Regions from separate parts of the Mus musculus genome. Here regions 1, 2, 3, 4 and 6 are each linked to region 5. A link is a loop called in an ENCODE intact Hi-C map of the cell type or tissue named here. Cell type or tissue: heart. All regions are shown on one strand. Region 1 overlaps Rbm20 (RNA binding motif protein 20). Region 2 overlaps Shoc2 (Shoc2, leucine rich repeat scaffold protein). Region 3 overlaps Tectb (tectorin beta). Region 4 holds the start of Adra2a (adrenergic receptor, alpha 2a). Region 5 holds the start of Bbip1 (BBSome interacting protein 1). Region 6 has its middle 4.5 kb from the start of Smndc1.

Region 1 (5,000 bases), 110 kb before region 5:
GTAATTAAAGCATCAGACAGAAGAAAGGCCCCACCCTGTTCTGTACCTAGCCAGTTCCCGTTTTCCCCCAGGGGCTGGAATGAAATTTCTGCACTGAGTTTCCCAGTGCAGCTTGGGCTTCCAGATGAAGTGTTATAAGGTTCTAATTAGGACGAACAACAGTAGTTCCTTGAAGTACCAAGGCCTAGTAACACTCTGCAGAAGGAGACAGTTAAGGTGATGGGAGTTCCGGTTAAAGATGTCATGCAGCACCAGGCATCCAGCAGATGGTCACTGAGTCACACTGTGGGTGAGCAGCTGAGCTGACACCATGAGCATGGAAGGAACAAGTGTGTGAAGAGCTTCACTGGATGGGAGGAGGGATATAAAAACAGGACCAACAAAGGTGACGCTTTGTTGGAAAATGATCACACCATCCTAGGCTCCACCCCTCTCTGCTTTGAGCTGACTTGCTTAACCTCTGTGAACCTTGGTTCTGAGATCAGGTCAGAGTATACATGAGCTCTTTGGCTTAAATTTTTTTTTCCCATGCATTTTCTTTCCAGTCTGACAATCACTATCCTGTGAGGTGTGCAGGATGCATAATCATAGTAATTACAAGAGTACACCATAATATATACCTTTAATTGAGTCCTGCTACTCTGAGGCAAGTAATGTATTAAGCACTTTCCATACATTATCTACTTTAATCTTGACGTCAGTCCTGCCAGACAGGTATTGTAATCTTAATTTTACAGATGAACATACCGAGTCTAGTAGAAGTTCCCCAGCTTGTCCAAGATCATAGTTACTGGATGATCCATGATGAAACCCAAGACTGTTGGCTGGGTGTGGTGGTGCTTGCCTTTAACCCCAGCACTGGAGAGGTAAAGACAGGTAAACTTCTATACATTCAAGACCAGGCTGGCCTTGTTTTTGTGAGTTCCAAGCCAGCCAGGGATACCCAGTGAGACCCTGTCTCAATAACACCAACAACGAAACAAATAAACCAACAAACAAAACACAAACATTGACAACAAACAGCAAACAAACAAACCCGGAGACTACACTGGGTTTGCACCAAATATGGTTATCTTTTTAAATATTGCAGTATTAGGTTTTCCACATGAAAACAAAACAAAAAAGGCAGAGAGAACTCAGGTCGTTTTTTGTTCACAGTCCCCCCAGGCAGGACACTGTAAAGAGTGTGCAGACAGCCTCTCCAAGTTCAGGGTACGTGCAAGTCACCAGGGAGTGTGCAGACAGCCTCTCCAAGTTCAGGGTACGTGCAAGTCACCAGGGAGTGTGCAGACAGACTCTCCAAGTTCAGGGTACGTGCAAGTCACCAGGGAGTGTGCAGACAGCCTCTCCAAGTTCAGGGTACGTGCAAGTCACCAGGGAGTGTGCAGACAGCCTCTCCAAGTTCAGGGTACGTGACAGCCTCTCCAAGTTCAGGGTACGTGCAAGTCACCAGGGAGTGTGCAGACAGCCTCTCCAAGTTCAGGGTACATGCAAGTCACCAGGGAGTGTGCAGACAGCCTCTCCAAGTTCAGGGTACGTGCAAGTCACCAGGGAGTGTGCAGACAGCCTCTCCAAGTTCAGGGTACGTGCAAGTCACCAGGGAGTGTACAGACAGCCTCTCCAAGTTCAGGGTACGTGCAAGTCACCAGGGATCCTGCAGGTCTGGACAAGGCTGTGATTTTTGCATTTCTACCAAGGCTCCAGCAGATGCTGTCCCTCCTGGTCATAAGAGTGCACTTTTAGTGGCAAAGACCTAGAACGTACTGTTTTCTGACCTTTGGTGTGGGTTTTCTGCTCCTCATGTTGTCATAATGTCCCTCTAGGTCGCTGTGACCATCAGCATATTCCAAGTGTGTAGTAATGGGCTTTATATCCCGCACCCTGACATGAATCAGCCCAGACTCTCTCTGCATGTAACAGAGGCTTGTGGTAATCCAGCCTGTTGATGTAGGTGACAGAAAGGGTTCCTTGGCTCCGGTGAATGCAAAGTGAAGGAGCAACCGACTGTGGGGACCCAAATGACATCATCAACATGATGTTCTCTGCTCTCTGCTTTCTGCTGTCTACGGCTTTGTTTTCTCTGTGCTTGGCGGGACAGCCTTTAGCAGACCCGGGCTCTCTCCTCTAGATGGCATGGCAGCCCTCTTCAGCTCTACCTTCAGATTCCAGGTCCCGTCTCCCACAGAAGAGAGAGCCAGACTTTCTCCTGTAGCTCCCACAAAACATCTGGCCATTGTTCTCGTTAGACTACTTCAGCACATGTGCCCATCCCCGAACCGGTTTCTGTGGCCAGCGGAAGGCTGCGGTTTGATTGGTTTGTAGGGTGGGAGAATTAGCTGTACAGAGAGGGTGTTTCCAGGAAGAAACCAAATGAAAAGAGGCCTACAGGCTGGGAAACCCAGCTGTGTCAGAAACAACTGGGCCTGCGTCGACAGAGCCTGGTTTGGATGGATTGCAGACTCATGTAGAAGATTCGAGTTTAGACACTCACCCTGTTTTAGGAGCAGCACGCTGTACTGAGAGAGAAAACTGCCTGGTGTACTAGATGGCTGTTGATTGGCTTCACTGTCCTCATAAAACAGAGGGAGAGATGCAACATCTGAGATTTGCTCCAACATAGATTTTGAAGGTTGAGAAAAGGAGGTCAGAACACATGCCTCAAGATTAGGCAGATTCAGTATGCATTCATTCGTCATTGTTGCATATTCAAATTTTCCTATAATAACAAGGTACCCCAAACTTCGTCATAGTCTGATTTTGTTATTTTTTACCTCCGCTTTTCTGGCATAATGACAGCATTGGGACACCTTCACTCTGGAGGAGAGAAGCTCTTGGTGATCCATTCGCTGGATGCCTCTGTCCCTGACACTGGTTACCCAGTCACCTCTTGCCTGCTGTCTCACAAGGTTACCTTCTTCTTCTTTCCTGGGTTTGAAAGGAGCAACCGGGAAGGCATTAAGTTCCAGAAAAGTAGAATACATCAACCTCTAAGAATCCTTTTACTAAATAAAGCCTTTTTCAACTCACTCTGGGAATTGTACTGAGTTCCGAAAGGTTGCCCGGTATGGGGGCATATTCTTTAGCTTCTGCCCTGCTTCCACTGTTCCAGTATAAGCCACAGACTTGAAGCCTGGCATTGGCCTCCTGCATGACACATGTCTTGCCACATAGATTTGATTGATCCTGGCAGCTCCTTCAGTGTTCCCTGGCTCCATTGTCTGTCATGCGTTAGCTGCAGAAAGCAGCAGCCAACTTCAAAGGGAAGGCAGAAAGACTACTGCAGCTCTGTCTAGGGTGAGCGACACGTTCTGGGCAGGAGCTTTCTTCTCAGCCCTAGCCCAGCCTTGGCCTCATCCCGAGGCTTGTGGAGAGTTGACAAGACATATTCTGGGTAGCCTGGTTACTTGTATGTGACATTGCATAAGCTTATAATTTTCTGCTGAATATAATAAAGACTATCTGCCCGAGGTGTGAAGTACTCTTTGGGGTAGATCACCCAGCCAATGCTGAATCCCTGGGTGTGGGTCCTCGCTTTTTCACGGCTCAGGATCAGAGTCACTGTCTTCTCTTTGTCCTTTCCTTTGTGTCATGATCTGATGGTGACCCCTCCATGGCTTGAACATTTTCTGTCCTTTCCCCGTGTCCCTGCAGGCCGTCCTCCATTCTTAGCTTTACTAGATGCCTCCCCCGTCCCCCAGACCTTAGCAAAACAGCAGTCATGCCTTGCTGAGAGCGCAGAATTGTAGTCTCTGTCCACTTGACCTGGGTTTCTCAGAATAAGATACATGATGCTCTCTGGTGTCTGGATGGCTCTGGAGGTCATTGTAAGTTACATAGAAAGAAGTAAAGAGCAAAAGAACAGTTGATTGAGCTTCTTAGTAAAGTGGTCTAGCAACATTTGGCATGGATGATTGAGAGTTTTTAGGGTTTTTTTGAATATCTGCTTTATTAAGATATAACTCACATGCCTTATTCTCTGGACCCTCAACCCTACCCTGGTGTTCATTATGTTCATGCTCCTTATCTTTTGGATCAACCCTTTTATCTTTCCCGCAGAATGCATCATTTCCCCCTTTGATGGACTGGCATCGAACAAGGCAGGTCATAGCTGATGCTTGCGGTGTTGTCTAATGATCTCTTTGACTTTACCTAGAAACCTGGGAAAAATGTGGCTGCTATCATCCAAGACATCCATTCCCAGAGGGAGAGGGACATGCTCCGGGAAGCTGACAGGTGAGGCTCTGGGTCTTAGGTCAGAGGCCTGGAGGTTAAAACACCTTCTAGCTTCTTGTTCTTCGAGGGGTGTCTTAGTTAGGGTTTCTATTGCTGCAGTGAAACACCATCACTGAAAGCCATTTAGGGAGGAACAGGTTTATTTCACTCACACTTATCTGTAAGAGTTTATCAGCCAAAGTGGCTAGGGCAAGAACTCGTTAACAGGGCAAGAACTCATTAACAGGGCAGGAATTTGGAGGCAGGAAATAATGCAGAGGCCATGGAGGGGTGTTGTTTACTGACTTGGTCCCCATGGCTTGCTCAGTCTGCTTTTTTTTGTAGAGCCCAGGGTCACCAGCCCAGAGGAGGCTCTACCTACAGTTGCCTGGACCCTCCCACATCCATCACAAATTTTAAAAAACAAAACAAAACAAAACAGCTCAACAGGTTTGCTTGCAGGCTGATCTTATGAGGTATTTTTTCCACTAGGGTTCCCTTCTCTGAGATGACTCTAGTCTGTGTCAAGTTGAGCTGAATTTATTCAGCAGGAGAGATTTGAATTGTAACATGTTCTACCCTTAGCCCTGACCCATCAACCCGGCCTTCTAGCCTCTACTTATCCCTGTTCAGATGAGTGGTACCATTGTAGCCCAGAAGAGCTGCTCAGGTTAGACAGGGACATGGGAAATGCTGGGATTTCTCTTGCCTATCCCTCCCTGGTTAGAGAAGACAACAGGGAACAGAGAGTTGATATTGGCTCCTGGAGCAAGTTTACATTTTACTGA
Region 2 (5,000 bases), 83 kb after region 5:
TTTACCAAAAATCAGGTGTCCATAGGTGTGTGGACTCATATCTGAGTCTTCAGTTCTATGCCACTGATTAATGTATCTATTTGTATTCCAACCCCGTGTGATTTCTGTTACTATAGCTCTGTGGTACAACCTGAAATTGGGACTGGTGAGACCTCTGACTGGTCTTTTGTTGTACAAGATTGTTTTAGCTATTCTGGGTTTTTTGCTTTTCCACGTGAACTTGGAAATTGTCCCTTCAAGGACTGTAAAGAATTGTGTTGGAATTTTGATGGGAATTGCATTGAATCTGTAGATTGCTTTTGCTAGGATGGTCATTTTACTATGTTGATTTCTACTCATTCATGAGCATGGAAGACCTTTCCATCTTCTGATAGCTTCAGTTTCTTTCTTCAGAGAATTGAGGTTTTTTTTCATACAAGACTTTGTGTACTTGGTTAGAGTTACCCTAAGATATTTTATATTATTGGGGGCTATTGTGAAAGGTGTTGTTTCCCTCATTTCTTTCTCAGTCCACTTGTCATTTGTGTACAGGAGGGCTACTAATTTTTGTGAGTTCATCTTGTATTTACCCACGTTGCTGAAAATGTTTATCAGCTATAGAAGTTGCCTAGTGGAATTTTTAGAGTCCGGCATGTATACTATTGTGTCATCTACAAATGAAGATAACTTGACTTCTTTGTTTCCAATTTGTATCCCCTTGATCTCTTCAGATATCTTATTGCTCTGGCTAGAACTTTTAAGTCCTATATTGAATAGGTAGATGAGAGTGGACAACCTTGTCTTGTTTCTCATTTTAGTGCAATTGCTTTGAGTTTTTCTCTATTTAATTTGGTATTGGCTATTGTTTGCTATAAACTCTAAATGGTGTTTAACGATTGTCTCTGAAGATAGTCACAGAAACACCCTGACCAGGTTATCATTATTCCCTAGAGGGCTACTGCTTTGTTTAAAGTGAGTATTGGTTCACTTCTGAATCTTATACTTATTTTGTTTTTACAGAGTCTTTTATCCAGTCTTGTAAAATTGAATAGCTTGACCTTAGCTAGAAATTGCTTCCAGTTATATCCAGTGGGAGGTCCATCTCAGTTTTCCACCATTTATTCCCTCAACATGGAACACAATCGAATCAACAAAATCCCATTTGGAATTTTTTCCAGAGCTAAAGTGTTAAGTAAGCTGAATATGAAGGTAAGCATCTGGTGTGTGGTGTGTGTACATGCTGTGATTCTCATTTATGTTATTCTGTCCTACATAGGAAAAGGAGGTAATGCCTTGTTGATGAAATCTAAAAGATGCTAGAGCATCCTTAATATCTCAGTAGATAACCGATGTCTTCAAACTGAGCATACCCTTAGCAGTTTGTCCTCAAAGAACAATTATGGATGTATGTAGAAATGCAACTGTAAGGATATATATTGTATAACCATAATCCCTCACAAATGCCAATTTATGCCGGAAGTTTAATTTTTTAAAGTAATATATCTAATGGAATAATATGGAACCACCAAAATTGATGCTTTAGACTAAGTGTTAAATATCTTTTGCAGTATTCTCAGTTTGTTAAGTAAAAGATAAAGTATGCAAAAATACCTCCCCACACACATTTAAGCTACCTTAAATATGCTGGCTATTATGCTAAATTCTAAGGTGTTATGTGATTACAATGAGCTGAGCTTTTAAGACTGCATTGCTCTTTGGCTGTCGGAATGCCTGATGAGTTACTCTCAGGTTCTTTGCCTGTCCATATGCACTACTGTGAGCAGCTTTCACATTATTAATGAAATTGACTGTGGAGGGAGAAAAATAAGTGGGAAATTATTAGTCTTGTGATTTAATTTGTAGTGAACTAAATTATAGAAGCTAAGGGAAATGAAACATATCTAATCTTGACTGCATCAAGGTAGGAATCCAGAAAATCTAGGTTTCTTCAGATCCAGGTAGAGTGTTCTGTCATAGTGTACTGCATCCTTTTGTCTTCAAACCATTTACCATAATTGTGACCCTTAGCAGTCTAATCTGTGATTTCTTTGTTTCTATACTTTGTCATGGTAACTCATTGGATGCATATAAGTAAAAGGGTTAAACTCAAGAAAATCTTTAAACCCACATAAAATTTTTTATTCTGTTCATGTGATAACAGGTGCTTAAAAATAAAAGCCTAATTAATTAAAACTTAGGAAGTTCAGGAGGTTTTTGGTGGTGGTGGTGGTGGTTTGTTTTGGTACATTTTGTTCCTGTTTTCTTCTTTTATTTAGATAATAAAAAATGAGACTAAGATGTTCTGTTTAAGTATTTTTTTGCGAAGGGAAACATAAATGGTGTGTTTGTGTCTATCGGTCTACCTGGGATGCTTCTTATTTTTGCCAGGACAATCAGTTAACATCACTTCCTTTGGATTTTGGAACTTGGACCAGTATGGTAGAATTGAATTTAGCGACTAATCAGCTCACAAAGATCCCAGAGGATGTGTCTGGTCTCGTTTCCCTTGAGGTGAGTGTAGAGTATGAGTACTTTTAAATCCCGAGATAGGCCAGAGAAAAAACAACCCTACCATTTGGGCCAAATTTGAAGCAAGCTTTATTAACTATTAAATACTGACTAAGAGATGGGTTTTGGTCAGGACCGCTCCCTGGAATTTCCCAGCGGAGTGTCCCTGAAACACAGCAAACTGTAGAGGTTTTCATGGAGAAAACTCATAAGCCACTGCTCTTCCCATGAAAAAACTACAGCTCCCAACATTCCAGGGAGTTACTGCTCCTTAGGTGCATGGGGCTTACAGGATAATTTTGGGTATTATAACTTAGGATGCCTCAAAACCCTGCAAGCTACCTTATAAGCTTTGTGTTAATGTCAAGGTTGTTTCTATCGGGTAAGGATTATAGTTAGAAAAGGTCATTAGATGCACAGCCCTCTTTAGGAAGTGAAGTGTTTGACTGCGCTGAGCCATCTCCACCTAACAAGCTTCGAGATTTAAGCGCTGCGTCTCTGAAGAGAGAGGTATCTACAATTCAGCACCTTGAAAACATTTCCCCTTAATTCCTTTTAGGAAACATGGCATTGCCAATAATTATGGAGCCTTCAGATTGACATTCAGGACTGTTTATTGCATGGCTTTAACCTAATTCTATCCCTCCCCTGTGTGTTGGTAATGTGCTGTCCACATTTCTAGCTCTCTGTATAATCCTAGAGTCTTGCCTGGAACATTCCATTTTTTTTTCTTTTAAAAGAGCCCTTTTTTCTATAATTAAAGATCCATCTTTAGTCAAGAATGACTGCCACTGTCTTTGATCAGTGAAGTTTTTATCTTTAATAATAGCTTACTAAGATAGTAAATATGGTATTTTAAATTTTTAAAGAACTTTTAATAATTATATTTTACTATATCATAATGTGGTAGTTCTAACCTTACTAATACTGTGACTCTTTAATCTCTCATGGTGACCTCCAACCATAAAATTATTTTCATTGCTGCTTCATAACTATAATTTTGCTACTGTTATGAGTTGTAATATTAAAAATATCTGATACGCGACCCTGTGAAAGGTTGTTTGACCAGGTCATGTCATCTTCCAATTTACCACTCTTTCTCCCATCTCGGTTCCCAGTGTTGCCTCCCATTTTGATGCTGAATGACGCCTTCTCTGCGACAAAGGACTTTAGCTTCCTCAGCTCTTCCCAGCCCTTTAGGGGTTGTAGGAGCATTGAAATGAGATGTCTAAAGAGTAACTCCAGTGGGTTGATCTAGACAGTTGTAAGTCAGCTGCTTGCCTTCCTTAAGTGAATATTTTAAGGAATTTTGAATAATCAGGTTCTCATTAATAATCAGGCCTTATTAATACTTATAATTTTTCGCCGTCAAAATATTTTAATCTTAAGGCACATAGTTTTGTTTTTCTTTTTAACATTTAGTTAAAAGTAAATTATTTCTTGGTTCCATTAGTTTTTAAGTAACTGAATTAAAATCTTTTTGTAGTAACTGTTAGTTTTAAAATGTTATATTAGTTATAACATAGTTAATACTCATTTTTGGAAATTATCATTGCTTAATAAACTTGAATCCACATAATATCATATATAATGTTTTGAGTCACAAAGTGTTGTTAATCATCTCTATTTAGGTTCTGATCTTATCGAACAACCTTCTAAAGAAGCTGCCCCACGGCCTTGGGAACCTCAGAAAGCTACGAGAGCTGGACCTGGAGGAGAACAAGCTGGAGTCCTTGCCCAATGAGATCGCGTATCTCAAGGATCTGCAGGTCAGGCTCGCCAGACCAGGGCCAAATGCAGTTTGTCTTTAGATTTTAATAGAATTCTTGAAATAAAGAGTTGTGTCTTATTGTCCTTATATGAACGTGAACTAGACTATCTGCATTTGTCCTCCTAACAAATAATAAGCAAGTCCTACTCAATGCAGTTTACTTAATTGATTGCATTCATTAGATACATCAATTTAAGTACACATCAGTTGAAGAAAATGCATGTGTAACTTTTTTGTTTTGTTATCTTTTAGAAATTAGTCTTGACAAACAACCAGTTGAGCACGCTTCCCAGAGGCATCGGTCACCTTACCAACCTCACGCACCTTGGTCTTGGAGAGAACCTGCTCACTCACCTTCCTGAGGAAATCGGTAGGAACCTGAGGGTGCGGCACACTGCTGGCTGAGCCCGTGCTGTCAAACAGATAGGTTGGAAAATACACTGCTTTGCAGTTCAGTTAAAGCGAGCTCAGGACTTTTAATGGAGAGCTAGTGGTTTTACTCATGAGTTGTTAAAATTAATACTGTATTTGAGAATGGTTTAGAATGTTGTCCATAGGCTTAATAAATCTCAATTTATAAACAAATGTTTCTTTTTTTCAAAATTATTTTCTGTTCTTCCAAACTTAACAGTTCCATGGGCCTGAGTTAAATTGGCAGTGTCTGTGCTGAGAGGACACTTGTGGTTCCGTTGTCCTTCTCGCTCAGATCTTATTTATAGTAGCAGTGCTGGCACTTGAGGCA
Region 3 (5,000 bases), 1.3 Mb after region 5:
TCTTTGGCTGTCAGACTAAAAACAATGTTTGATCCTGATGTATGGTCTTGTATCTCAACCTGGTGCTATGGACTAAATAAAATGTCTGGAGTAAGTAACCTGTGACCACAGTTTACAGTGTTCGTATGTTATGAGAGAAGACAATCCCAGTGTTCCCCCAAAGGTTTTGAGACTTCATAGACTCCAAGAATCCCACAAACTTTCAATCGTTTGTACTTCAAACACTCCAATACTACAGTAGTCTACAGACGAGAGGTAAAGGAGGTAGCCATCTTGCATGGCTAACATTGGAGGGGTGGGGGTTAGAATCACCTGGGTCGAGCCCTGCCTGCAGGAGTCCACTCTCCTGTGAGTGAAGAGATGTGTTCAGTTTAGTTAACTGGTAGCCCCACACGGGGTTTAGTTACCCTTTCTGCCTTAGGATTCTGTGAGGGATTAAGAGAAAGCACCCTCGGTGTAATGTCTGCTGTGAATTCTAACTTGTACTAAACATGAAACATGTATCCAGAGAAAAGAAAGATACATATTGCCTTAGGCATCCTTGGTTCATACACACAACACTAGATACAGATTTGAGGAAACTGCTCCTAGCCATAAAACCCTGTCCCTTTCTGTCTCTCTCCCCTACTCACTCTCTTCTTCTCCTCTTCCATGTGTATATATATCCAGTGGGGTGTGTGTGTGTGTGTGTGTGTGTGTGTGTGTGTGTGTGTGTGTGTGTGTAAGAATACAGGTGCGCATGCAGATATCTGTGTTTGTATTTTTATTGTGTTTTGTGTGATGTACAAGTCTGGATATCAAATGTTTATGTTATAATATTAAATGAGGCTAGATTTAACAAAGTCTGTTATTGGCATATAATTTAGGCAAGCAGATGGGCTAGGGCCATAAGCAAATGTACATCTTTGATACAAATAATAATAATAATAATATAATAAACAATTACCTTATTCAACCCCATCTCTGGAACCGAATAGAATTTTCTAATGCCCTTTTAATATCACGATATTAGATTATGTGGTTGCTTCATTGTTTTGTTTATAGCTCTACTAGTCCTTAATGTTGCGTTATTGCTTTTTAAAAATGTCTCCTTCCAACTAAACTGCAAGATAAAGATGAAAGAAAGTTCAAATTCTCTTCACTTCCAGTGCGTCAGCTAGCAGAGTAAAAACACATGTTCCTAAAGTCCATAAAATTCTCAGACAAATGGATGGATGGATGGATGGATGGATGGATGGATGGATGGATAGTGGGTGGATGGGTGTGTGTGTATGGATGGATGGGTGGATGGATGATGGATGGATGGATGGATGGATGGATGGATGGATGGATGGATGAGTGGGTAAGTAAATGGATTGGTATATGGATAAATAGATGGTTGAATAGAATGATAGGTAGATGGAGGTTAGGGGGATAGATGGGCGGGTGGGTAGACGGATGGACAGATGGGTGGGTGGACAGACAGATGTATGTATGTCATGGGGCTGGTCTAAGAGCTGCATAAGTTATTATGATTTGTTTTCTTTAATGATGGAACAAAGTATTTAGAACAAGAAGCCATGGTGCTCAACAAGGGAAGAAGGTAGGAATTGAGTTCAACAGGAAGATGGACTCGCCCATTGTCTCCATGCTGGAGGGGGAGAAACTCCCTATGTAAATGCTGTCTTCCCTCCTCCTAGTTGGCCATCTAAGATGGTCATCCCTTAATGCTGAAGACTGGGGGGAAACAGAGCCTCTTGCCAGAACTTTGCCAAGGAGAGGATTGTCTGAAGGTCAGAGAAATCAGTCCTGTATCTCAGGGAAGAAACGAGGGGAACACTCAAGGGTGGTTCTGAAGATGGGCTAATACTGGGAAGTCTTTCCTTGGTTATGAAGAACAGCAAGAATTATATCAAGCATTTTTTTATAAATATTCGCATGAAAGCTCCCCAAGAAAACAAAAGGTAGTTTGTTTCTCAATAGAGTACTCAAAAGTATCTCCACAGAGCATGCCAGCAACAAAGAAAATCTAACTGCTCTCATTGGGTCTTGCCTCTTCATTCTTTGGTGTTGCAACAGAACAAAAAGTCTTGAGAGCTGCATGGTATACGAATATTCTCTGCATTCATTCGCTAGCAACCATATAGGCTGGGGCAAAGAAATAAGTGTCGCAAGAAAGAGTAAGGCATGATGGACTAATGACACTAGTTGTGAGGCTAAAAGCCTCTATGACTGGCCATGCCTGGAAGTGAGTTCCCTACAGCCACCTCTTCCAACTGCACAATAGCTGGGGGGTCTGGGAGCAAAGGTTGGGACAGAATGAGACACCAGTCAGACAGCACCATCTAGTGGCGGGTCATTGATTCATTGACACAGAGCTACAACTGTTCAAAGGAATGTTGGATGCATTCATCGTCATTGTTGTCCCCCCCACCCCCTGCCCCCGAAGGACACCCACAGACATTAGTGGGGCTCTACAAACATCTTGAGAGAACCTCACAATATTTCTGAAACTTTAGCTTCTTCCTCCGTAAACTCAGGGAGTGGGACAGGGAAGCCATCTTTGCCTTTCAGCCAGAAGGTCGTCTGTTCTCCCTTGCCCTGCAGGAAGGGAAGGAGGTGTCTGGTGAGCAAGAGAAGAGCAGCCGACAGGGAAGCCCTGCTGGGTCTGGCTTGCTTGGATAGGCAGCAGGACCCATCTCTTTTAGAGAAGTAAGACTTGAAATATGAAATCCTGGTGAGTTCATGGACCTTCAGCCATGTTCTTCTGTGGAAAGGCCTGCAGAGAGTAAAGTCCATTGCACCCCAACCCCCAGATTCTCAAAGTATAATAAAATCTGAATTTTCAGTGACTTGGGGACTGAGGAAAGCATCTCACACACAGGTGTACATAGAGTCCGTTCAGCATTGCTACCACGCCCATTCTCCATATGCACAGCTAAGTCATCCGGTGAGACCACCAATAGGGATGGGGCACCATCCCAAGAAGGTCTGCAGTGCAGAGGTCCTCTCTCTGCCTGCTGGAGGGCACCGTGCAGCTGCACCAGAGAGTTGATGTCACTCTCTTCTCTCCAGATCCCTTTCCAAGGCTCCTATCTCTGGCAGTCCTGGGGGATGAACCTAGCCCCTCATACTTGCTAGGCAAGCACTCCCCTGCTGAGCTACAGCGCAGCCTTCCCTGTTCCACTCTTTCCTAGGTTTCCACTCCTACCCAGACAGCCAGTGTCTATCAAGGACACAGACTGGGAAGGTGAGAAAGGGTCAACCCAGCCTTACCTTGACTGAAATGGTGCCTCTCTTTTGCAGATGGTACCCCCCTGCTGCTAGAAGAGCTCCTGCGGTGCTCTGGGAAACGTGAATCCGGAGAGCTGCCAGAAATCAGACATTGGCTAGTCGCCATCATCACTGGGGGAGTCGGTGGGCAGGGCTTCTTTAGAGAAGGGACCAACATTACTTCATTCCTTGTTTTCTATAACTTCTCATAAAACAAAGCACGAGGCTGGGTATCCTAATCCCAGCCCATGGGAAGCAGAGGATGATGGAGCTGGAGGTCAAGACCCGTTTTAACTACATCGTGAGTTCCAGGCTAGCCTGAGATTTAGTCAGACCCTTTTCAGATAGGTAGATAGGCAGGTGTGTGTGTGTGTGTGTGTGTGTGTGTGTATGAAGATAGATGATAGATAGATAGATAGATAGATAGATAGATAGATAGATAGATAGACAGACAGACAGATAGACAAATTTAAAGTACAAATTATAGCCAGTGTCTGGGACACATAGGTAGGTTGGGACGTTAAGCTACCCAGGCATTAGTAAATTGGTAAGATACTTATGGATTAGTGGTTGGTTTAGGAACAGAGAACCAGCTCAGACTGCAAGCTGAAGATCCCCATGAACGGAGGCTCACTGGGCTTCTTCCTCTTCCTGGGATGAACTGAAGACGTGTTCCTGAAAATGTTACCATAACCAAAGGTGCAAGTAGAGACAATTCTGAAACCTGCCTAGGCAGCCAGCTTCCTGATCTATTGTAAACTGTAAACCTTTCCTTCACACACACACACACACACACACACACACACACACACACAGGCACGCACGCACACACACATGCACGCGCGCACGCGCGCGCAAGGGCAATAGACCATGCCAGGAAACTTGGTAAGGCTGAGCAGGTTGGAAGCCCTGGAACCTCTCACCAGCGGACCCTTGGCACTCCACTCACTTCTGATCAGGATCACGTGACCACACTCTCTATGACCTATGGTCTCATAGATGAGGACAGAGTTCTCCATGCTGATGAGTTATCTAGAGACCCTGAGGGTTTAGCCAATAAGCTTCCTTTCCAGGACATTCCTTCCTGCAAAAGATATTTAATTTCTGGTCCACCATGAGGAGGTGGTATGCACCCATTTCCACGATGAACAATCAATAAACGGTTTGGACCCAAGGGCTGTCTCTTTCATCAAGAACCGCCTTGGGGAGCATGGGAGAAACCTTCATCATCTACAGAGCTGTGCCATCTAAGTCCCCCACAGAAGCCCCTCTGCATCCCTGGACTTGTCACTGCTTAGCTACGCTGGAGCCCATTCCCCCAGCACCAGCTCCAGGGGCCTCCTCCGTTCCCAACTCCCTGTGACCCAGTGCCTGGATGTCCAGTAGTTTGGGAACCCCCAGCCCAGGGCTCCTCATCACAGGCCCATGGACCTCCTACCCTTCATTCCCAGCCCCTCTGCATGGTTTCCAGCAGCAAATGGACACCCAGTAGTCAGGGAAGCCCATCTTCAGCCTCCCACATCTTAGGCTGCATTTTTCCAACCCCTGAGTAGTCCAGCACCCAACAGCGGGATATAGGGTTAAATACAGTCTAGCATCTCTGTGTATCATCTATGCAGCAGAGTTCCTATACCCTCAGAGGCAAGGCGGACAACAGAAACTCACACACACATACACACAAACATACACACACACACATACACACACACACACACACACACACACACACATGTATATATCAAGCAATA
Region 4 (5,000 bases), 99 kb after region 5:
CTTATAAAGGAAAACGCTTAACTGGGGCTGGCTTGCAGTTCAGAAGTTTAGTCCATTGTTGTCATGGAAGGAAGCATGGCGGCGTGCAGGCAGACTTGGTGCTGGAGAAGTAGTTGAGAGCTCTACATCCAGATCTAAAGAGAGAGTGGCCTACCTTGAGTTTCTGAAACTTCAAAGCCCACCCCCAGTGACACACTTCCTCCAACAAGGCCACACCTAATAGTGTCACTCCCTGTGAACCCTTGGGGGCGGTTTTCATTCAAACCATTGCAGTCTTATACCTATATCCATGGATTAGTTAGCATAGCTGAATCCTGACTTGGGGCTGAAGTATTAGCCGTCTTGGCTGTCTGCTTGTGTGCCTGTTTTGTTGACAGCTCAGTCAGATGGGGAATTCATTTCATCTCACGAACATTTATAGAGGTGTGTGTGTGTGTGTGTGTGTGTGTGTGTTTAAAATGTAAGTACCAAGACCCCACTCTAATACTAGTAAACTGGTATTCTCAAGGAGTCTGACCCAGAAATATTTTGTGACGTTGCAGGTAGAGCCCAGGGCCTCATGAAAACTAGACATCTCTGCCTTGAGAAATGTGATTTGTAAGCATCCCTCTTCAGGGATGCTCAAGGATTAAAAGATGAGCCCAGCATATGTGAGTGGGTAGGCCTGAAGAGCAATTTATTCAAGCTAATACTGATACCCAGGAGAGGAAGGGGTTCTCATCTCTTCATGCTCTATAGCAGAGAGAGAGCATGAAAAATGTTCAGTCTCCCATAGAGTGCTGTAGCAGAAGCCGATCGAGGTACACGTCGTACCTCGTTATGTGCTCTGCTGTATTAGTCACAGTTGGAGGAGAAAGTGGGATAGAGGGGCTCTTCCCAGCACCCTTTCTTCCTCCCAAAAGGATCAAAGTCGTTATGTAACAGGATGACTTGTGACCGCCATGCCTGTATTTCCCGTGTATGGTCCTGCTCAGCCTATGCAGTGGTAATGAGGACTGAAGCCAAGGCTTTGTCCATGCTGGGTAGGCACTCTGCTCTGAGCTACATCTGTCTTTAGTCTCTGGATGGGCCTTTGCCAGTGTCCAGAAGACAGAGCCTCCCAGTTGCTGGGGGGTGGTGGAAAATTTCTTGGGCTTACATTCAAGAAACATGGTCCAATAAATGGCTGGCAATGTATACTTAACCTTGCTGACCTTATATTTCCCCAATTATATAAGCAAAAGCTTAGACAAAGTAATGTATAGCTTATAAACTGCTTAGCACTGTGGCTGACCTATGTTCAGTGCTAAGAAGTGGTATTTTGCTATTTATTTTTTTCCTAATAGCTATAGACCTTCATGGGTAAGTCCAGAGGCAAATCTCCCTCAGGCCATCAATGACAACATCCAATGTATGCTCTGCCTCAGCTCCCGTGAGGTCAGTGGTACCATTCTAAAACTGCATATCTGAGATTCAGGGCTGCAGTTCTCAACTTGAGCTCATTCTTCGTAGCTTTCATTGGCTTTTCAAAAATCTTCACATAATTCAGTCCCTGCTCACCACTTTCAGTCACCTTTGCAAATGAACACACTGGCAATGGCCCTGCTCCTGCCAAGAGGCTCGGAGCAGAGGGTTAAGACAGGGAATAAGAGTCTCAACAGAGAGGGGACAGACAGCCATCTTGGTTTTCTTGAGACTCTGAGGACTTCTTACCATGATGCGTGGGAGCAGAGGCTGTCCACCAGGGAAGGGTTGCAGGGTAAAGGTGCTGAATTCAAATGAGACATCTGAGATGTACTCACTCGCACCATCAAATACTGAGCGAGTAGTCGGGGTTGAGACTGATGGTCAGGGTCATTCATGTAGCCCGCGGTCCTCAGCCAGACCCGAGCCTGCACGTTGATGTCCAGGGAGACATCGGCTCAGATCTGCTCGGACCTTGGACCCTGGCTTGGATGACTGAGTGTGACATTTAGGTGTAGTGATCTCTGAAGTATGACAGATGCTTTCTTAGGTCTCGTGTGTACCCTGTTGACATTCTGTGCTCTCTGGTTCTCCGTGATCTTCCTGCTGCTCGTCTGAAGAAAGAGTTCGGATGGCACAGTGTATCTGGTGCGACAGATACTCCTGCCTGAGTGCTTAGAAACCTTGCCATCTACTGCCAAGCTCCTACCTTTCTCACCAGAGAGAGAACATAGAAAACACCCTTTCTTTCTTGGCTAGCACCCTGCCCTCACCGACAGATGCTGTGCAGATGTGTGTACTTATCTGTGTATTGGGGGTGTAGGAGAAAAGGCCATGTAAGTGGGGATAGAGTCTAATAAGATGTTTTTCTTTCACGTTTAATTGTACAGATGTGTAAGATACTGTATGTTAATTCAATATTACACACAGTATGTAATGACCAAGTCAGGATAGTTAACTTTTCTATTTCCATAATCAGAAACCCCTTTTTGACAAACACATAATAATCCTATACATTTGTGGAGTTCAGTGTAATACTTTAATTCGTGCACACAGTAGGTACTGATTAAAACAGCGTAAGGCTTACATCTACCTATAATGTCATGGCGCTCTTCATAAAGTAGCTGTGCCTCAACTAATGCTTAACGGTTCCCAGTAGTTTAAAGCCAGGCAAGCAGAGAGGAAGATCCAGGACTCTCACATCTGTAGAAGGTTCCGAGCCTTACTCTCATCAGAGGTAGATCTATACAACCTGAAGATTTCTGCATCATGACATAGTGCAGTTTGAAATCTGTCCGTGTCCCCTCCCCCCCCCCCACCCCCGCCGCCCCAGCTTAGTCCAAACTTGCCCCCAAGATAGGAGAAAAATGGAGGAAAGGACTCCAGAGGAGCCTGGAGCCCTTAAGTCGCTTTCCAGCCGTGACGACCAGCGGCCAGCAGGTGTCAGTGCGCTCTCGTTCTGTCATGGCTCAGGGCCTACCCCTCCAGGACCCTTCCCCACCGCCTTTCAAAGGGGCGCAGTGCAGAGTCCAGGCCTTGAGAGTCCCGGCAGCTGCTAGGATAGGAGGCCTTCTCTTCCCTAAGTATGGATAACTCCGGCCTGGTCTGCTCTCGTGGATGCTGGTCCATTCCGCTCCAGTGGTTCCTTAGGAACCCGCACACGCTTACCTCTCCGGGATCCCTTTCATCCCAGTCACCAGAAGCACCTGCGCTTGACCTGGGGCGGGGCTGCTCGCCAGCGACTCTTATGCCACTCTGCATCTCCTAATTCGGGTCCCAGCACCCTGGCACCCTCTTCTGCTAAAACCCAGCTAGATCGGTGTACCGCTGGGCGCCTGCTACTGTCTCCTGGGCCAGCTAGTAGCCGAACGGCCAACTCCCAGCAGGGGCCGCTCCCCACTCCTTAGGCTCTCTCTTATTGCCCCTCGCTCCCTGTACCCGTCTTTCCAAAAGCCGGGTCCCAGAGGCAGCGCTCTCCCGGGTCCGACTCGGGTGCGGGCTCTAGACCTAAGGAGGGGAGGCGCGAGGGGCGGAGGAGGGTCGACTTCCCACGTGGGGGCTGACGCCGGCTGCTCGGCAACGCCGGCTTCATCCTGGGGCTATAAAACCAGTCCAGCGTAGAGCGGCGGAGCAGCCTCGGCTCCCGCTTCCGTGCAGACGCCCAGCAGCCGGCGCACACCGCCCAGCCACCCAGCGCCTCCAGCTCCAAGTCCTGCGGTCCTGCGAAAACTCACGCGGCCCTCCGACCCCCGCCGGGTCTGTGGCGCTCAGCGCCCACCCAGATCGCGGCTAGCAGCCACCCTTGGCTCCGCCGCGGCTCCTGGAGAGCCGGTCGCTCACCTAGCTTGGCCCTGAGGACCGAGGTGGTGGTGGTGGGGGTGCGGCTTCATGCGGCCCCCACACCCTTCACCCCACCGCCGCCGCCCCCGAGCTCTGTGTACAGAGTCCCAGCCCCAGCAGAGCGCACAACTTTGGAAGTCCCGTGGGGCTCCTAGAGGAGGCAGAGTCCGCGCCTTCGCCGGAGGTCCGGCCCAGCCCTCGCCACCCCGCCTGGAGGGTAGCGACGGAGTTGGAAATCTCTTCGAGGGTATAAGAAGACAGACCTAGGACTCCGAGCCCACACCAACACCCCTCCGCTGCCTCTTGGGGTAAGACTTCATGCTTTCGCTCAGCTTAAGAATCAAGGTATAGATGACTAGCTAAATGCATTTGTATAAATTTCTGACATCTTTCCAAATCATCAGGCCACCGATAATTTCTTTTCTCTTTTCTTGAAGAATAAAATCTCTAACCACCAGCTGGCCCTACTCGATCCTGCCGCTTAGAAATAAAACTTGGCTGTGTTTGAGGAGCTGGGAGAGAGAAAGCACCCACCCGGAGCGTCGGAAGGACGAACCGGTGCCAGTTCGCGGGCTCCAGTCCATGGACCACTAGCGGTCCCCAGCTTGGGCCCGAGCTCCCTGCGGCCCTCTTCCTTATGTGAGGCGCGGCGGGACGAACCCCGCACCGGAGGAAGAGGAGGACCCACGGACGCGGGGCCGGAAGGCAGCTGGCAGCAGGCCCACGAGAACCAGCACCCGCGTTCATGTTCCGCCAGGAGCAGCCGCTGGCCGAGGGCAGCTTTGCGCCCATGGGCTCACTGCAGCCGGATGCCGGCAACAGCAGCTGGAACGGGACCGAAGCGCCCGGAGGCGGCACCCGAGCCACCCCTTACTCCCTGCAGGTGACACTGACGCTGGTTTGCCTGGCTGGCCTGCTCATGCTGTTCACAGTATTTGGCAACGTGCTGGTTATTATCGCGGTGTTCACCAGTCGCGCGCTCAAAGCTCCCCAAAACCTCTTCCTGGTGTCCCTGGCCTCAGCGGACATCCTGGTGGCCACGCTGGTCATTCCCTTTTCTTTGGCCAACGAGGTTATGGGTTACTGGTACTTTGGTAAGGTGTGGTGTGAGATCTATTTGGCTCTCGACGTGCTCTTTTGCACGTCGTCCATAGTGCACCTGTGCGCCATCAGCCTTGACCGCTACTGGTCCATCACGCAGGCCATCGAGTACAACC
Region 5 (5,000 bases):
GAGGTCTTACAGAAGAATTTCAGGGAGAAAATACCATTGCCTAAATTGGACTGTGGCCAGATGGACAATAGTTACCTTGGTATCTGCCAAGATAACATCAAGATTCACATATTTGAATTACAGAGCTATACATCTTTCAACAGCAGTCTGCAGGGTGCCAGGACTTGAAACTCAAGAAACTATGCTGACATCAGTATACTCTGCTGTAGATTTCATTGCATCAGCTTAAAGCATAGGCAAAGTAGCAACATTTATTAAAGGGAGACAGTCTATACTGCCAGCCTAGAGCACTATGAAATACTCTACACACAGAGGCAAATCAAAGCCAAACCCTCAGCTTGACAGGTGGGATGGACTCTACTAGTGACAGGAGGCGCCGGCACATGGAGCTGCGTCTGAGAACCCAGTACTTACACAGTCAGTCAGGCCTCCAGTCTAACTTCTGGTTTGCATGAAATAAGAAAAGGAATCCCTTTCCAACAATACCTCTGTGATGACTTCTTAAAAATGTCAGTGTCGCAGAGGGGAAGACGATCTAAAGTTCTAAGGTGGCAATGTCCATGTATAATACAAAACTTTGACAGGAGTTTGATTTATATATTCTCTGTATTCTGTTTTACAAAATTGCCACTTTTCTTGGTTGTAAGAATACTGTATTCTGCAGATTCTCAACTTCGAAATTCTTAGCAAATTTATGTTAGGGTCTGCCTAACTGCAGACCTATAAATGACTTCTAGATAGTACTAAAGTTGGAATATGAATAGGAAAGAAATGTGTACATAGCAGAATCTTAACAATTACCAAGCAGGTAAATGGACACACATCACAAAAGGTGACAGCTGACTACAACAGTAAACCTCAGGAGAACAGGATTACTTCATTTTTTTTTCTGGAACATAGGTAGAGAAGGTAGATTTGTACTTTAATTTTCGTTTGGTTAGGTATAAGCATATTTCAATTTACCTGAAAATTGTTCTTTTTTTTTTTCTTGCACCTTTAGGAATCCAATCTGTAGTTATCAGAACGATTGACTTCTTGACTCCAAACGTCCACAGAAGGAACTACATGAGACAATGTCTTGGAGACACATAAAGCATTTTAAATATTTTTAAAATGTCCTTTAAAAGGATATTCACAATCGTAAACACCCAGGACTAACTACTTCAATATACCCTAACCCAGACTTCTAGTTGAAGCTTACATAGAGCTCAGAAAGGGGAGGCAGGACAGAAAGGGAAGAAAAATCAAAGATGAAAGGGAAGGTTTTGCTTTGCGGGTTGGCTCAGGGAAGTCATCTTTTTCTTTGATAGCTGGGGTGGAAACCGGTTTCTTTGGTTCCCAAAATTTGGAGTTTCTAAAGGCCAGGGAGTGAAAGTACTGTACTCGACAGGAACTCGAGGAGGCGTGCACCGTGCCCCACTGTGCAGACCTAGGGACTGCGGGCCTGGCCTCGCCCGGCGGCCGATCCGGCTGCCTCGCCCTACAGGGAACCTCAGAGGGGCGGAGGGAAGGCTGGCCACCGCCCCACCAGCCGGAAAGGAAACCCTCTGCCAGCGGAAGCGGCCCGGGGCCTCCGCTTAGTCTTCTCCCAGCTCCCTCCCTGCGGTTCATCCGGCCTGGCCGGCCCTGCTGTAGGGCGTCAGGGACACTTACCTCACTCGTCAGCTCTGGGAGAGGAGGCACCCCCTGGGGCGCAGGCGGGGTCCGGCTACTCCCACCTCCTGGCCATGACCCTACTAGGAAGTGCAAGCGCAACTTCCGGTGCGAGGGAGTTTTGAAGCCCTAAACTGTAGTTCTAGGTAAGCGATCAGGGGCTCCGTAAAGGGTCTGGCAAGCAAACCGGCAGTTCCCGATCGCGAATTAACTCGCCCAGTGTGGACTGTGTGTGTGCACATCCTCCGTAAGTATACTTACAGGTGCATCCCTTTCCAGACCGCTCTGCTGTTGCCTGGGGTAACGGGGAACCAAAAGCAGGAAAAACGTACGTCAAACGGGTGACAGGAAACGCCTCCTGCCATCATCAATTATGGCTGCCTGGGCTTCAACCGTAACTTCCGACTGGGAGTCGTTTCTCTACCCGGCTGGAGGCTTTTCTCTGTGGCGGAGCTAGCCAGCGGCGCCCAGTGGGCGGGAGACCGCGCACTGCCGCGGAGGAAAGGAAAAGGGCGGGGACAGGGAAGCTGGCGCCAAGGTTTCCCTCTGATTGGGTGACTGCTTTTGCTCTGGCTCCGCCCATCCCTCCTCCCTAGCGAATGCCCAGGCTCGCTCAAGGGGGCTGGGGCGGGGCGATTGGAGCCAGAGTGTGTGGAGGGGCGGGGCGAGTGGGGGAGGGGCGGGGGGGCGGTGGCAGGGGAGCGTCGCTCGGGGAGCGGAGGACGAGGAGGAGGAAGGAGGTGAGCAGGGATGGTGGAGTCCGGGCTCCGGACGGCAGCCTGGGGCGGGAGCGGCACAGGAGCGCCCGTGGGCCGGTTCTCTGCTTTCCTGCCTGTCGGGGGGCCCGGCCGGCCGTCGGTAAGGGGAGGCCCACACGTCCTGACAGGCGCGAGCCGCCGGAGCCGGGGCGAGGCCTGAGGGGTCGGGGCCCTGGGAGGCGCCGCGGCCGCTTTCCGGGGTGCCACGGCCCGGGGCGCCGGAGCCTCGGAGCCGCTGCCCGCGCGGGGCCGGCGGGCGGGACACGGGGAGCGGCAGGCTGCCCCCTGACAGCGCCGGGCCGGGCCTACTGCGGAGCGGGCGGCCGGGACAGCGCCGGGGCGCGGGCGCGGGCCCGGGGCGGCGAGTCAGTCGCGCTCCGGCTGCTCCGGTCTCTCGGCGCCTCCCGGCCGGGACTGCGGGGCTGCCCGGGTCGCGAGGACGCTTGGCGCCGGGCGGGCGGGCGGGCGGGAGGGCGGGCGCGGCCGTAGGGCTGTGGGGTGGGGTCTCTGCGCCTCCACCCCAAAGTCCTCGGCGCTGAGCGGTCTCCTCCTCGCAGACCCTGCGGGACGAGTGGTGGGTTCGGCGTTGGGTGTGTTGCCGAGTGAAAGGAGTTGTGGCCGCAGAGACCGCCCTGCTAAACACGCCTGGTGGCAATCTCCGTGTCGGCTTTGAGGGCTGGAGGAAAAGTAGTGTAACTCCCCGCCCCCAGCTCGGAACGCAGGAGGCTGCAGGGCAAAAAGATTTTCCCCCTAGCCCCTCGGTATCCATTGTTTTGTACCATCCCCTCCCCCATGCCTAGGTAGAAGAATAAGGACTCCAAAGCAGTAATTCGCCCGCCTCTCTCTCTCTCTCCCTCTCCCCTCGCTCCCCCGTCCCTCTCCGCAGAGGTTTGTGTTAACAGTGCAAGTGGGGGGTTTACAAACAGGTGGAATTGCTTGTCTATTTGGGAATCGGAAAGAAGATGCTTTTGGGGTGTGTTTTTTTTTTTTTTTTTTTTTTTTTCATCTCATCTCACCTTTACATTTGGGAGATTCGATTTTCTTCCCATTGGTTTGTATCATTATGAAGGTGATGAAAATAAAAGAGGAAACCCTGTTTTGCGACCTATCCCCACAAGTATTTTTGAGGACTCAAGGGAAGTAAAAAATCAGCTTGCAAATGTGGACTGTGTGGTACATTGGTCTGCAGCAGGATGGTTAATCTGGGAGCTTACACCGGTGTAATCGCGTACACTCTTTGTGGATGTCAGAAGTTCTAGCATCTACCCGGAAGGATTGCCGAATCAAAAACTTAGCTGTTTTTCAGAATCGAATGGTAGACTTGTGCAAGCAAGTGTTTTTGTGTGTAAGTCATCAGCCCTGACAAAGATGTTTGATTTTTAAAGACCTGCGTTTACTAGTACACTCATTCCTTCAGTCACCCCTCCCTGGCATTGCCTTTGTAACTGTTCTTTGCTATGTATTTGAAGAAACTTAGAGGTTTAGCTATTCACAATTTGTAATGTTCACCAACTCTACAAATTAAATTGCAACTATATTTGAATTCTTCAAATGTTTTTATTTTTCATATGAGAGTTAAAGATAAACTACCTAAATGCGTACGTTCGTCAGTCATTCACCACCACGGGTTTAGGCTGCACACTCAAAACTTTCTCAGTGAGAAGTCTTCCAAACTTATTAAGACATAAAGTATTTTTATTTTAGTTTGAGTATGCATTTGCAAAGTAAAAGAGACAGAAATAAAGGGTTTTGTTTAAGGTTTCTACCTTTTAAAGGACTAAATGTAACTTAAAGGTAACATGATATTCCGGGCGTAGTGGCACACCCCTTTAATCCCAGCACTCAGGAGGCAGAGGCAGGCGGATTTCTGAGTTCGAGGCCAGCCTAGTCTACAAAGTGAGTTCCAGGACAGCCAGGGCTATACAGAGAAACCCTGTCTCTAAAAACCAAAAAAAAAAAAAAGTAACATGAAATCACACTCTTGCAATCTCAGTTTGAAGTTAGTCTTGACCTCACTCTAGCCAAGTACATTTATCCCTGATGCTTAAGTTTCTGAAGAAACTATATTTGTCACATTTGGCATTTCCTTTATGATATTCTCAGTGTTTTTCTTTCATTACTCAGAAGTTAGTATGTATTGAAAGATGGTATAAAGAGAGACATTAGTATTTCCAACCTGGATTACATTTTACTTTGTTTTTCTTAGATGTCATAATCAGAAATTAGATCAGAACTGTTTTTGGTAATTGTGGCAAGTATAGATCATAAGTCAGCATGTGAACTTCAAACCAGTCATAAATTTGAGGTACTTTATTTTTAAATAGGAACAGGAAAATTATGATTTTTGATGTGCTTGTAGAAATTCATTTAACATATTATCACATTGGGTTGAGGGTGTAGCTCAGTAGTAGAGTGTTTACATAACATGTACAATTCCCTGGGTTTGATTTTCCTAGTCCTGCGATTGATCAATCAATCAATCAATCAATCAATCGATAGCTGTTCTTTATGTGTCTCAGGACGATGGCTTTCCCTCTTCTAGCTAGTCACTATTCTATTCTATATGAGCTAACCTCAGGGTGGCTGCTG
Region 6 (5,000 bases), 550 kb before region 5:
CCCTGTAATTTCATTTTGATAATTTTCAAAATGAAAATATGGAGAAATTACTTATAGCCTTGCAAAATAGATTTCGAATGGTTTCATGCCTGTGTGCATGTGTATGCACATGTATGTGTGTGCATGTGTCCCAAAAGACCACCAAGGAGCCGACTCCAATGCAGTTGCACTAGGGTCTCTCATTCAAGCTCCAGTTCTGGCTCACTCACTGCAGACCCTGTCACAGTAGGACCAGAGGGTGAAGCAGCCTTAAGCCCTCAGTGGGACAAGGTTTTATAGGAAATGTCGAGCAAGTGAGAGGGGTTACAGCCTGCCAAGCATCTCACTGAATAACTATTGTAAGCTGACAGGTGGGTGCTCTGAAGCAAAACCATGAACAATCACAGAGGGTCTGAAAGTACATCGCAAACAATCAGACTAATCTTGACTGGCTGTTGCTAGGAAGTAGCTAGGGAGTAACTCTGGGGTACGGGCCAAGGACAAGCCGTGGGGTCCTTCCTGGTACTTGGGTGTGGCTTAGGTTCAGCTGTAAGTCAAGCACTCAGGCTCTTTCTGCTTTAAGATGGAGTAGGTTTGCCCCTCCCATGTGTCCCTGTGCACACGTGTTGGCAACGATGGGAGGAGACTGGAGGAAAATGCTGGGCGATTGCTTAGTAAGTACAGACAGAAGGTGAGAGTACAAATACATATGTGGTCCTCAGAAACAGAGGACAGCAGAAGGGTGGGCCAGACCGCAGGGAAGATGTGGGGAAGGCAGTGGGCACTCGGAGCCCTTTGAAGGCTAGGTAGAAAAGTGTGAGTACTTAGTAGAAGGAATTATTTAGGATGGTTTCAGATTTTTTTTTTAGCCTTTATTTTATATGTACAAGTGTTCTGCCTGCAAGTGTCTGCACCACATAAATGCAGTGCTCATGGATGCCGAAAGGGCATAGGACCTTCTGGGACTGGAATTACAGATGGTTGTAGGCCATCTTGTGAGTGCTGGGAATCAAAGCCTGGTACTGCAGGAGAGCAATCGGTACTCCTAACCACCTCCTTAAAATGGTCTTTAAAAGTGGAGTTACTAGTGCTGGAGAAATGGCTTAGTCTGCAGTTAAGAGCACTGGCTGGTATTCCAGAGGACCCAGGTTCAATTCCCAGCAACCACATGGCAGCTCACACCTGTAACTCCAATTTCAGGGGACCTCATACTCTCACACTGACATACATGCAAATAAAACACTAGTGCACATAAAGCCAAATAAAAGAAAAGGAAGTGGATTTACTGTGCTCCTTTGCAGCACAGCTCCTGAGGGAATCCTCTTACCTGGAATGAACTACAATCCAGAAATGGAGGGCACACTTATGATCCAGGTCTTAAGGCTGAAGGATACAGGCTTTTGACCCAGATCTTGAGGAACAGTGACCATGAAAAGCTTAGGCCCAGGCAGGGTGGTACACACCTTTAATCCCAGGAGACAAAGGCAAGCAGCAGAACTAAGCAGCTTCAGCCATGCAGCCCTGTCTTTTGAGTCAAGGGGCTAAGGTCATAAAATGCTGATTCATGGGCCAATCAAAAGGGAACCTGGAGTAAATGATTGGATTGAGATGCAATTCTTAAGAAAGTAGCTTATGTAAAATAAGAGACTGGGCTTTAGTGTGCAAGAGAGAGCTATCTCCAAAGAGAATCAGCTTGCATCCATGGCACACTCCAAGTCATTTCTTCCACAGCTCCCAAACATCCCTTCCTCAGGACCCTCTCTCCCAAGCTGAGGCTGGTCCTCAGTATCTCTGGTCAGGGGGTGGGGGTCACTACCAGAGGGACTGTATTAAAGGGTCACAGCATTAGGAAGGCTGAGATCCACTGTACTAAGCAGTCTCTCGAGATAATAGCAAGACCTTAGCAACGCCTATATTTTCAAAAATCAAAATGAGCTTTACAGTTTCACACATTCAAGACCAGTAGCTCTTTTTTTTTTTTTTTTGGTTTTTCGAGACAGGGTTTCTCTGTGTAGCTTGGCTGTCCTGGAACTCACTCTGTAGACCAGGCTGGCCTCGAACTCAGAAATCCGCCTATCTCTGACTCCCAAGTGCTGGGATTAAAGGCGTGTGCCACCACGCCCGGCTTGACCAGTAGCTCTTAACTTGATGTGGCCATATTTAGACATTTTACTGAAAACAATTACTAGATGCATTAATATTCAAAACTTCCACTAGGTGGCAGTCAGGATCCAGGCTTCATCTGATGCCTGATTTTTTTTTTTTTTTTTTTTTTTTCTTTTTTTAAATGATGGCAAAAGTGTAGAAACTTTGCCAAAGGGAAGTTTGGGGGAAGTTGGAGGAAGGAAAAAATAAATGCGCATACTAACCATGGCTAGTACTAATAAAAAGTGAGTAACCAAATAAATGCAGGATTACACACGTCTACAGTCAGCCCTGACTGCAGTTTATTACAGATTACAGATTGTTGTTGTGATCTTTCAATGTGCTTGATGAATTCTTTCATTAAACCATTGTGGTGGTGTGAGTATGCCTGGCCCAGAGAATGGCACTATTAGAAGGTGTGGCCCTGTTGGAGTAGGTGTGTCACTGTGGGTGTGGGCTTTAAAACCCTCATCCTAGCTGCCTGGAAGGGAGTCCCCTCATAGCAGCCTTCAGATGAAGATATAGAACTCTCAGCTCCGCCTGCACCATGCCTGCCTGGACCCTGCCATGTTCCCACCTTGATGATAATGGACTGAATCTCTGAACCTGTAAGCCGACCCAAACTAAATGTAGTTTCTTTGGTCGTGGTATCTATTCACAGCAGTAAAACCCTAACTAAGACAACCATTAAACCTTCAGACCACCATATATGGTTCACAACTTTGGCTTGTTAAAATATACACAGGACACGTGGCTTACTTTGAGACCCTAATACATTTATTTAATAGATACTTTCATAGTACCAGTCTCATCTTCTGTAACCACTGCTCCTGAGAGGTTCTCTGTGGTCCTGATGGGGTTTTTCACTCAGAGTTCTGTTTCAGGTCATTGGAGAGTGAGCCCTGGAGGGTGAGGGGTGACAGTTGCTCTGGGAGCGCTAAGCAATTCCATAGAAGGACCTCTAGCTCTGGGGTAGCCCTCATCCACTCCTAATCCATCAGCCAGATCAGCCAGTTAATGGACTGCTCCTGTGAAGAGCCAGTGCTCCTGCTGCTAGGAAACTCAAGCCATTTACTCTGAAGACAAATGTGGGCAGTAGACCATAGTCGCCACAGGAAGCAAGACAGCCTCTGATGTAAGTTTTGTCACAGAGGAAACACGTTAGAACCGGTGAAAGCTTGACGTGATGGTTTGAATGCTCTGCCCAGGCAGTGGCACCATTAGAAGGTGTGGCCTTGTTGGAGTAGGTGTATCACTGTGGGTGCAGGCTTTAAGACCCTCATCCTAGCTGCCTGGAAGTCAGTATTCTACTAGCAGCCTTCAGATGAAGATGTAGAACTCTCGGCTACTCCTGAACCATGCCTACCTGGATGCTGCCATGCTCCCACCTTGATGATACTGGACTGAACCTGTAAGTCAGGCCCAATTAAATGTTGTCTTTATAAGAAGAGCTCTTGGTCATGCTGTCTGTTTACAGCAGTAAAGCCCTAAGACACTTGGGCTGGAGGGATGGCCCAGCAGTCAAGTGTCATATCTCTCTTGGAGAGGACCTGAGTTCAGTTCCCTTGTACCCATGTTGGGCAGCTCACAAGCATCTATAATTCCCTGATGTTCTCTTATGGCCTACTCAAGCACCTGCACCTGAGGGCACATGCCCCCACTCATATGAGTAAAGAAACATCTTTAAAAAAAAAAAAGAAGTTGTGAGAGACACCCCCCTTCCATCATGTTTTCCTGGGGTTAAAGTTAAAAAAGAATGCAACCGAGCCAGGAAGCTGTGTGTGTTGTGAGTGCCTGGTGGTCTTTAGGTTGGTTCATAGGAAGCCATGTTCATTTGCCATCTTTCCTCGTGACTTATAAAATAACCAGGGTCAAGTCACTTTCCTTCTGTGTGTCACACATGGTAGAAGAATATGAAAATGTCACATTCCCCTGTACTCTCATCTAATAAGTTGATGTAAATCAACTAACTGCCCTTAGCAGTCTATAAGCAACAGATGCAACAGCTATGGATGGACTTTTGTTGTTTCTGATGTTAGTGATGATCTATTTTTTTCTTTTGTGTATTGTTCTTGGATAGCTCTATTGTTATTTTAAATATTACTATCATGTAATAAATTCTATTTGAAGACATTATAGGCTACAAAATGTAGTAATTTTCTTAAATTAATAAACCCTGATGGTGGGTTTACTACCTGCCTCAATGGTTTATGTTCCCAAATGAAAGGCACACACACACACACACACACACACACGCAGCCTTTTTTTTTTGGTTTTTTTTGAGACAGGGTTTCTCCGTATAGCCCTGGCTGTCCTGGAACTCACTTTGTAGACCAGGCTGGCCTCAAACTCAGAAATCCGCCTGCCTCTGCCTCCCAAGTGCTGGGATTAAAGGCGTGCGTTACCACACCCAGCCTTTATATTTTAATATACTTTAAACAACACAGTAGCTGGGCTACAGCCTAACCTCCACTACCTCCCACTGATAATTCCGAGCTCCTTCACATGGGGGTTACGCCTCTCTGTTCTCCACTCTTCTCAGGCATGGTACACTCCCAGCATAGCTGATCTCCCTTCTCCTTCCTCCTCCTTCCCCCAGGCCCCATGCTGGGGAAGCCTAAAATCCCCTGTCTGTCCTCTGTTGGCTGGTGGCATGTTTATCAGAACCAACTGTAGGCAGGTTTCCAGAAGCTACATGCAAACATCTTAGGGGGGAACATAATTGGCATTAGAATACAAGCAGCTACAATAAAGCATTACAAATAATATATAATATTTTAACACAGTTTTATTATATAGACCAAGCTAGTCTTGAATATTTGGTCCTCGTCTCCCAAGTGCTAGGATTATAGGCATGGGCTACCACATATGACCAC

The links. Hi-C counts contacts between places; a loop is a spot of excess contacts. Peaks named below come from ENCODE experiments on the same cell type or tissue, not always from the same donor. Only the 100,000 strongest peaks of a DNase experiment are listed, where the experiment ranks them.
Region 1: a loop joins it to region 5, with 2.4 times the contacts of the local background. A loop is called at or near these places in 3 of 42 quality-filtered maps.
Region 2: a loop joins it to region 5, with 2.5 times the contacts of the local background. A loop is called at or near these places in 3 of 42 quality-filtered maps.
Region 3: it touches region 5 in a loop (2.7-fold over the local background); 6 of 42 quality-filtered maps call a loop at or near these places.
Region 4: a loop joins it to region 5, with 2.5 times the contacts of the local background. A loop is called at or near these places in 4 of 42 quality-filtered maps.
Region 6: a loop joins it to region 5, with 5 times the contacts of the local background. A loop is called at or near these places in 5 of 42 quality-filtered maps.

Annotation. Positions count from the first base shown.
Region 1 is chr19:53,836,826-53,841,825 of GRCm38, forward strand. Rbm20 (RNA binding motif protein 20) reads left to right here. Exons shown (of 14, transcript NM_001170847.1): 8 at 4,154-4,233. Among named protein-coding and RNA genes, the nearest start is that of Gm16299, 14 kb to the left of the region's middle. In heart, a CTCF peak has its summit at 2,118; DNase peaks (open chromatin) are centred at 2,296 and 3,264.
Region 2 is chr19:54,025,351-54,030,350 of GRCm38, forward strand. Shoc2 (Shoc2, leucine rich repeat scaffold protein) reads left to right here. Exons shown (of 9, transcript NM_019658.6): 5 at 1,000-1,188; 6 at 2,368-2,490; 7 at 4,119-4,256; 8 at 4,511-4,628. Among named protein-coding and RNA genes, the nearest start is that of Adra2a, 17 kb to the right of the region's middle. In heart, no CTCF peak of the experiment used is centred here; no DNase peak of the experiment used is centred here.
Region 3 is chr19:55,196,209-55,201,208 of GRCm38, forward strand. It overlaps Tectb (tectorin beta), which reads left to right. Exons shown (of 10, transcript NM_009348.4): 10 at 1-105. It overlaps Gucy2g (guanylate cyclase 2g), which reads right to left. Exons shown (of 21, transcript NM_001081076.3): 20 at 3,256-3,347; 21 at 1,891-2,580. The coding sequence ends at 2,476. Among named protein-coding and RNA genes, the nearest start is that of Mir6715, 6.0 kb to the left of the region's middle. In heart, a CTCF peak has its summit at 2,324 (motif pointing left); no DNase peak of the experiment used is centred here; H3K4me3 peaks cover 407 bases; H3K27ac peaks cover 404 bases; H3K27me3 peaks cover 478 bases.
Region 4 is chr19:54,041,687-54,046,686 of GRCm38, forward strand. Adra2a (adrenergic receptor, alpha 2a) reads left to right here and starts at 3,573. Exons shown (of 1, transcript NM_007417.5): 1 at 3,573-5,000. The coding sequence starts at 4,529. In heart, a CTCF peak has its summit at 2,902 (motif pointing right); DNase peaks (open chromatin) are centred at 3,005 and 3,325; H3K4me3 peaks cover 2,226 bases; H3K27ac peaks cover 734 bases; H3K27me3 peaks cover 1,364 bases.
Region 5 is chr19:53,942,503-53,947,502 of GRCm38, forward strand. Bbip1 (BBSome interacting protein 1) reads right to left here and starts at 2,125. Exons shown (of 4, transcript NM_001195338.1): 1 at 1,654-2,125; 2 at 964-1,077. Shoc2 (Shoc2, leucine rich repeat scaffold protein) reads left to right here and starts at 2,374. Exons shown (of 9, transcript NM_019658.6): 1 at 2,374-2,511. In heart, CTCF peaks have their summits at 1,035 and 2,129; DNase peaks (open chromatin) are centred at 1,639, 2,149 and 3,049; H3K4me3 peaks cover 3,614 bases; H3K27ac peaks cover 2,633 bases.
Region 6 is chr19:53,392,595-53,397,594 of GRCm38, forward strand. No RefSeq gene overlaps it. Among named protein-coding and RNA genes, the nearest start is that of Smndc1, 4.5 kb to the left of the region's middle. In heart, a CTCF peak has its summit at 2,189 (motif pointing right); a DNase peak (open chromatin) is centred at 2,087; H3K27ac peaks cover 467 bases.